Regions from separate parts of the Homo sapiens genome. Here region 2 is linked to region 1. Evidence: read pairs that join two places in POLR2A ChIA-PET (ENCODE). Cell type or tissue: GM12878. All regions are shown on one strand. Region 1 overlaps SH3KBP1 (SH3 domain containing kinase binding protein 1). Region 2 overlaps SH3KBP1 (SH3 domain containing kinase binding protein 1).

The links. Peaks named below come from ENCODE experiments on the same cell type or tissue, not always from the same donor. Only the 100,000 strongest peaks of a DNase experiment are listed, where the experiment ranks them.
Region 2: POLR2A ChIA-PET joins it to region 1 with 11 read pairs; 5 of 35 experiments call an interaction of 5 or more read pairs at or near these places.

The regions. Positions count from the first base shown.
Region 1 is chrX:19,862,051-19,866,050 of GRCh38, reverse strand. The region is part of intron 1 of SH3KBP1 (SH3 domain containing kinase binding protein 1); the gene reads left to right. Among named protein-coding and RNA genes, the nearest start is that of SH3KBP1, 24 kb to the left of the region's middle. RefSeq lists enhancers at 1,925-1,974, 2,345-2,644, 2,889-3,495. In GM12878, no CTCF peak of the experiment used is centred here; DNase peaks (open chromatin) are centred at 1,027 and 2,480; H3K4me3 peaks cover 2,137 bases; H3K27ac peaks cover 4,000 bases.
Region 2 is chrX:19,774,729-19,778,728 of GRCh38, reverse strand. All of the region lies in intron 2 of SH3KBP1 (SH3 domain containing kinase binding protein 1), which reads left to right. Among named protein-coding and RNA genes, the nearest start is that of SH3KBP1, 110 kb to the left of the region's middle. RefSeq lists a silencer at 1,717-1,766. In GM12878, no CTCF peak of the experiment used is centred here; a DNase peak (open chromatin) is centred at 1,816; H3K27ac peaks cover 3,414 bases.

The sequences.
Region 1 (4,000 bases):
TCCTCTTGCTTTATGTTAGCTTGAACCAGTCCCTGGTGTTTTGCTTCAGGATTCTTTTCTTCCTCCCTAGGGAGTAATTGCTTAGAAAATGCCCTCCTGTCAAAAACACAAAGTCTTCAATGTCATAAATTGGTAGTGGAAACTCCTCCGTCATCTGGCTTAATATTTGAACTGTTGCTAATGGCTAAGAGATTGCAGCATGAAGGTGGGTCCCTTTGGAAGCCTGTTGGGTCAACTGGGGTGTTGGCTGTCTCCTTTGGTCAGTGTGTGTACAGTCATTTGGGGACCAGCCCATTCATCGCAGGCACTTCAATCTTTTAATGCTCTCACTCTTTGAAGAATTATAGGAGCCATATGCTGCTTCCCAGGTAACCGAGACTTGCTAAAAATAGAGCTTAAATGGCCCCACTGTTCTGGCATTGGAAATCGTTGCTTTTTATTTTTAGGCCAGCTTGTGTGATCCGTAGCTACTTTCAAGCTTGGGCAATAAGAATCACTGAGCAAGACCTTTGTCAGTTGAACACTGTTAAGGTTTGAACCTCCACTCCCAGCTAGTTGGAAGGAGAATCCAAATCTATTGAAATAGGGAGTGCTGACCTTCACATGGCTCCCCTCCTCCACCTCCACCCTCTATTAAGCAGGATTCTGTTTCACTGTGGGTTTAGGGTACTTACCACAAGAAAAATACGTTGCAAAGAATGAATTCTGGCTGTGAGTTTATGGCACCAGCCAAACAACCAGAAGAACAGACTGGCATAAAACAGCTTTGAGGCCATTAAAGAACACCACCAAGGCCGAGACCCATGCACTGTGGGTTTTGGGTGGTCTGAAATGGAAATTGTCATCACCATACTTAGGTGCAGATTAATGCATTAAATGATAAATAAGAATAGGCCTAACTTCCATTGCTCATTTCATAAGTAATAGTCTCATTTTACTATCCCCATTCTTGCCCACCTTCAGTTACAGAAATAACTCTGAGTGGGTTTGCTTTTTAAAGATCTGTGTCAAGCAGATATCTCACAAAAATGGCACAGGCAAAGTGTTCTATTTAGAAGTTGCCCTGTGACACAAAACCACAGTGTGTTTTCAGTCCTTGGGCACTGGTTTCTTTGGACATAAGTGCTAGGGGCATGGTGCCGGCCTTCCGGGGGAAGTGACTTGAAAGTGCTGTGGGCTCCGCATAGAGAGTTTTACTTCATTAACAGTCGCTTATCCGTCAGGTCCAAAAGACGCAGCGGTGGTACTGGTAACCAGGTATATTCGTTTCCTATTGTTGCCCTAACAAATTACCATAAAATGAGTGGCTTAAAACAACACAGATTTTACTGTCTTACAGTTCTGTGGTCAGAAGTTTGATGTGGGTCTCACTGGGCTAAAATCAAAGTGCTGACTGGGCTGCATTCCTTTTTGGAAACTCTAAGGAAAATCCCGTTCCCTTCCATTTCCCATCTTCTAGAGGCAGCCCGTATTCCTTGGCTCATGACCCCTTCCTCCATCTTCAAAGCCACCAACAGTGACCCAGGTCCTTTTCAGGTTGTGTCACTTGATCTTCTCTCCTGTGCCCCCGCTCTCTTTTTAAGAACCCTTGTGGGTACATTGGGTCCACCTGGATAATCCAGGCGACTCTTCCTTTTGTAAGGCCAGCTGATGAGCAACCTTAATTCCATCTGCAACTTTCATTCCCTTTTGCTTGGGATTGGGATGTGGAAATCTTTGCAGGGGGTGGGGGGGTGTTGTTCTGCCAATCCACACCAGGGACTTTGTTTTCCTAAATCTCCATGTCGGGTAGGGCCAAAGGGGCAATCATTTTGGTGGCAGCCTACGTGGAAGATGGCTTCTATATTTGCAGAGTTTCAGGAAGTTGAGAGGGTTTCTCTTAGACCACTAGACTGTGAAGTTTGTCAGATACCTTGTTTCTCTGTAGGGTGGTCCTGGAGTTTTGATGATCCCAGCTGAGACTCTTACCAGGGGCTGCTAGAGCCTGGGGATGGATGGCTGTGAAGGGGAGCAGGGAGTTAGGATGACTGGTAGCAGCTGGGCTGGCCAGCGAGCGAGGAATGAGGAAGCAGGGGGATGAGGACAGGAAATGATAGACGAGTCTGCCCCTTGGGAGAGAGAAAATAGAAGATGGGGTTGATTACATCTGGCCCCAAAGAAAATAAAAGCATGGGCTTTTTTGTTTGTAGGCTTTGTGATTGATTCTACTGTTGAGTCAACTTAGACGCTGGGCTAAACAAATTTATTTGCTTACTTTTTGGACATCCAGTGCACTCTTGCCACTAAAAGCCTCAGGGGTTCATTGTGGCCACTTGGTGTCCCGAGGGAGGTTGGGGGGTGTTGGGTGTCACTGTCCAAACAACTCTCTCTGGAGAGAGCAGCAGCCCAGCTGGGGACCCCGTCCCAGGAGGGCTCTGCTCTGGAGAATGTAAACCGGTCTGGTACAGGCTCACAGAGCCTTAAATGTGTTCTCAAGAATTCTAACAAATAATCTGTTGTGAACTTAAACTGGTTTGGACTTTGAAGAACTGACAAGTTCTTTTGAGAAATAGTACGTGGGAGCTTTGTGCATCCTTTCCCACGGTCCCATGACTGGGAGGTATGTTACAGTGAAAGCAAGTCTCAGACACGTTTTGGCCACTCATTCAGACACTTGTTAGTAAGCAGGCATGAAGAGAGCCCTGCTTTAGCTGGGCGTGGTGGCACATACCTATAGTCCCTGTTACTTGGGAGGCTGAGGTGGAAGGATTACTTGAGCTCAGGAGTTCAAGGCTGTAGTGAGCTATGATCCTGTCACTGTACTCCAGCCTGGGCAACAGAGCAAGACCCTGTCTCTTTAAAAAAAAAAGAGAGCACACTGCAGTCTGTTTTGTAAGCTCAGCAAAGCTTGAGCCCTCTGGCCGGGCCCCTTTTGGGAAAGAGACATTCAAGGCAGATGCCACTGTATTCCAGTGCCGGGATTCAGCTAACCCCCAGGGAGGGGACAGGGTCCTCCTTTAGTGGTTGACAATGGCCCCTGACAGTCCTGGGCCTCTTCTCTGAAGGGGGCAGACTGCTGTTATTTCTAGATTCTTTTGTGCGGTTCTTCTGAGGATGGAGATGGTGGCACAATATTTTCACCCAATTCCTAGAGCAGAGGGCCACTGCTTGTTTTCATCATGCTAATTAACCAACTCTGGTGCAAATGGACTCTGATTAGTCTTTCAAATGCTGATCCACCATCCCTGGAGTGCTTGTTTTTCATTTGGATACTTCAATTGTGAGCTGACCTCTTTTAGGATAAGGATCAAAGCCAAGTAATACAGAGCTATATGAGGAGACTTCAACAAGTTCATGGAAAATGGGTATTATGAAAAAACTATTCATGGATTTAAATTTTTTTTTTTTTGCACCAAAATAAACTCACACTAACTTGGCTGTAACATGTCTGAATAGTATCTAGTTTGAGGCACTAAGAAAGATAAGACACCAGTTTGGAAAGAGCCCCTATCAGAGCAACATGAATTCTGCTAAAATTGAAGCAAGAACAAACACCAAACTTATAGTGAAGCTTGAGTGGAAGAATGGTGAAATAACTGATGCTTTACACAAAATTTATGGGGACAATATTCCAAAGAAATTAGCAGTTTACAAATAGATAGCTCATTTTAAGAAAGGACAAAACAATGTTGAAGATAAGGTCTGCAGCGGCAGACTATCCATATCAATTTTCGAGGAAAAAATTTATCTTGTTTATGCCCTAATAGAAGAGGACTGACAATTAACAACAGAAACAATAGCCAACACCACAGACATCTCAATTGGTTCAGCTCACACAATTCTGACTGAAAAATTAAAACCGAGCAAATTCAATGGGTGGCAAAACCATTGCTCCCAGATCAGGTGCAAACAAGAGCGGAGCTTCCAGTGGAAATTCTAAACAGGTGAGATCAAGATCATGAAGAATTTATTGGAAGAACTGTAACAGGAGATGAAACACGGCTTTCCCAGTGCCATCCTG
Region 2 (4,000 bases), 87 kb after region 1:
CTACTCCTCATAGGTGGAAAGTCAGTCATGGGAGTGACGATACCTTCCTCAGATCACACCTACTGGCCTTTCGATTCCGTTTTCCCACTTTTCACAAGGATTGTAGTCTCTTGAATATTTACTGGCCTTCCTAGTTCTCAGATCCTTGGGAAGTATGTGAAGAGGTCGGGACTTGTGTATTCACTTCGTATCTGCCCGATTGCCAGGCTCCTTAGGTCAAGGAGGAATTGAGTGAGTTCCAAGGAGAGGGTAAGTCTGAATTTTCCCCTTTTTTTCTTTTCTTTTTTTTTTTTTTTTTGAGATGGAGTCTTGCTCTGTCTCCCAGGCTAGAGTGCAGTTGCACAATTTCGGCTCACTGTAACCTCAGCCTCCTGGGTTCAAGCAATTCTCCTGCCTCAGCCTCCCAAGTAGCTGGGATTACAGGCGCCCGCCATCGTGTCCAGCTAATTTTTGTATTTTTAGTAGAGACAGGGTTTCACCATCTTGGCCAGGCTGGTCTCGAACTCCTGACCTCGTGATCCACCCGCCTTGGCCTCCCAAAGTGCTGGGATTACAGGTGTGAGCCACCGCACCCGGCCGAATTTTCCCCTTTCATTTTCTGCACTGCTGTGTTCTCTGAGCTTTCCACTGCTATAGTGTTTCCTGATGAGAAGGAAGTGTTTCCTCCAGCTTTTTTTTCTTCCTGGAGGAGTAGGATATGAAGGAATCCCTGCCCCCACACGGGGTGGGATCCAGCCAGCTGCTCCAGAGGATCTCGGCCCCTCCTGTAGCCTCAACCTTTTTTGTTTCTCTGGGTGGTGACTCTCACACCAGAGCATACGTTAGAACCTCCTGGAGGGCTTGCTCAAACACCGACTGCTGGACCCCACCCCATGCCTTCTAGTTCAATAGTCTGGGCTGGGGCCAGAGAGTCTGCATTTCTAACAGGTTCTCTGGTGATGCTGCTGGTGTGGAACTCCACTTTGAGAACTACTGCTCTGGCCCACCCCTCATTGCCCCTCTTCCCCTGCAATTGCTTCCAAGTAGGCAGAATAAGGCGCTGGAGGACTGGTGTGTTTGAGACCCTTGCATCTAGGGAGCCCGTCCAGACTTCTAGGGGTAGCGCCTAGCAGTGGTGTGTGCCTGTTCCACCAATGAATGCAGCTTTAGACAGGCCCTTCAGAGTATAAGAAGCAGTGGCTCATTCAAATTCCTTCAAGTAGTGGGGGTGAGAACTAGGGGGTTAAAAACAGAGCCCCAGGTCCTTAAGGCTTCACAGGAACTCATCCAGAAAGCCAGCAGGTATGGGCAGGCTGGGGCCTCAGCCTGCCACATGCCTTTGTGTTTCAGCTGGCCCAAGGCTGTACTGAACATTATAACCTTTCAGCCCTGGCCCTTTCTGTTGACTTCCTCTCCTCTCCTCTTGGTGGGATTTTCCCCTGTATTTAGGGCAGGGCAGTTTCTTCTGGAAGGATCCCTTTGGCTCCAGGCTCTGTGTCTAACCCTCCCACTTGACCCTGTAGCACACAGCCCTGGCCAGTTGCTGGTGGAAGCTGCAGTCCTTAGTGAAATGGGGAGTGGACTGTGGTTCCTCAAATTGCATTGTCATTTGGAGGCTCAAGGGCATACCTTTTTTATCCTCAAAGGCTTAAAGACAACTGATGGCAGCTGGAGAGGGTTAAGGGAGATGGAGGAAATCTTCATTCAAGTTTGTCTTGCTCAGTGATCTTTTAATGTGTCTTTCCAGTCTTGGGGTGGTTGTGTGGTCTTTCAGTACAGATTCAGGTGGCAGGCGGTTGGTGGTTTGGTTTAAATCAGAGGTATGTTAAAATATTCAGGATGGTGAGGGTGTCTGTGAAAACTAAGAGAGGAAGTGGCTTAAAGAGCTAGGCTGTCAGCTGGGTGCAGTGGCTCACACCTGTCATCCTGGTGCTTTGGGAGGCTGAGGCAGGAGGATCACTTGAGGCCAGGAGTTTGAGACCATCCTGGGAAACGTAGCAAGACCTTGTCTCTACAAAAAATTAAAAAGAAAAAATTAGCTGGACATGGTGGTGTGCGCTTGTGGTCCCAGTTACTCAGTAGGCTGAGGTGGGAGGATCACTTGAGCCCAGGAGTTTGAGATTACAATGAGTTATGATCATGCCACTGAATTCCAGCTTTGGTGACAGAGTGAGACCCTGTCTCTCTCTAAAAAAAAAAAAAAAAAAAAAAAAAAAACCAGGTTGTCAAGCTAGATTTAGAATTCTTTTTTTAAAAAAAATTCTTTTATTTTTTCCATGGGATTCTGCTTGATATAGACTTAATTCTGTTGTCTGTTGGCCCAGGGACATCACTGCCCAGTGGATACCTCATCCACTCCCACTCTTTTTGAGGGTTTTCTCCAGGGAGTTGAATCTGTGAGGCAGTCTTTCCCTCCTGCTTTCATTTCTCCCCCAGCATCTTCTCTTAGGCCCTGCTAGGCCACTTGAGCAAGAATCTCAGGCCATAAAACATTTCCACATCAGATTTCCTCCAACAGCACAGGGCGCTTATGGCTCACATGTGGAAGCGTGGACATTGACATGTTATTTTGAGACTTCTGACTTTAGAGCATTTTGAGGAAAGTATCTTCTGAGGTCTTTCTTTCCTGTAAGCTAGCTGTAGTAGCCAATTCCTTTTGGGGGATGGGGGAATGAATTCTTGGCACACTCTGTTGTCCTTTGGGCTAGTCACATTTGTGCTAAATATCAGGCGAGCTCCCTGCGGACACCATGGGATGAGGACAACATCTTATTCTTGGCAATTTGCAAGGGACAAATTAGGCTGTGGTACTTGCAAGTAGAATTATTAAATATCAATGGGGGATAATAAATGTGAAGTAGCTTGCAAATCTTCTGATATTATGGCTGTTTCAGTGAAAACACAGCTGCTAAGATACTTTCCTAGCTGTAATCGAGAAGGTAATTTTCCTGAAAGGCCATTTAAAGCAGATCTTTAGTGCCTTTGGCTCATTAAGAAGCATGAATAGGGGTAAGTCTCTGAAAAAGATGAATTAGACACAGAGCAGAGGAGCGGTGGTGTCCATGATGCAGGATGATGGTGTCCAGGGCCTGCGTACTCCAAATAGACCAAGGACTAATTAGTTGTGTGGTTTATTAATGGACTGGAGTCAATCCTGGACTAATACAACTAATTCTTCCATTTAGAGTTAATGTTGGCACTCAATTTTCCCTGGTAATGAGTGAGTTAGAGTAAGCAGGCACGTGAGTGTAAGATACAGTGCTAATATTTTGTGAGAAACATTGAACGAGGCTTGATGTTTAAATCAATAGTTGAAAATGTGGGGGAAGACTTTCCAGAAAAGGCTTACAGGCTAAATAAGAGCAGTTAATTGAAAGCAAACCAAGCCCACCCAATATTTAGATTTGTTTAGAAACCAAGTGAACATTTGAGATGAGAAACATTTCTCTAGTTCTGTGATGTCGTCGGCTTTCCTGGTGTGTTTGGAGCTTTTGACATTGGTGTGGTACTTTACCTCAGTGAGGCTGATGGAACAGAGTGGATGTTACAGGGCCTCAATTTCAGAATTCTTGTTGTGTACTCGTGAAGACCTGTGGAGAGATTTTGCCTCAAGTCAGTTTGGATGGTTTCTGCCCTCCAGTCTGATAAAGTCCCCTGATGTCAAACCACAGGTGGAATTTCCAGAGACTGTGATCTGTGGACTGGTGACAAATCCTTTGTGAAAAGTCTGTGTGACACTACTAAACAGAGAGGGCTTGGGGGAGGAGAATGAGGGGACCAATGCGCTCCCCTCAGAAGCCTTGATGCTCTCATAGAAGGTCTGGCCAGGTGTGGGGGTCTAGCTTTGTAAAGTAGGAAGACCCCTTTGATGATTACTTTTTTTGTCTAGTTAAACCTTTTTGGATTTCTCTGTAATTTAAAGAATATAATTTTTAAAATGTAAAGCTGAGGATTCATTTTTCTATGTGTTAATAAAGTTAATAAACCCCCCATATTTATTGGGGAAGGCAGTATAAACTAG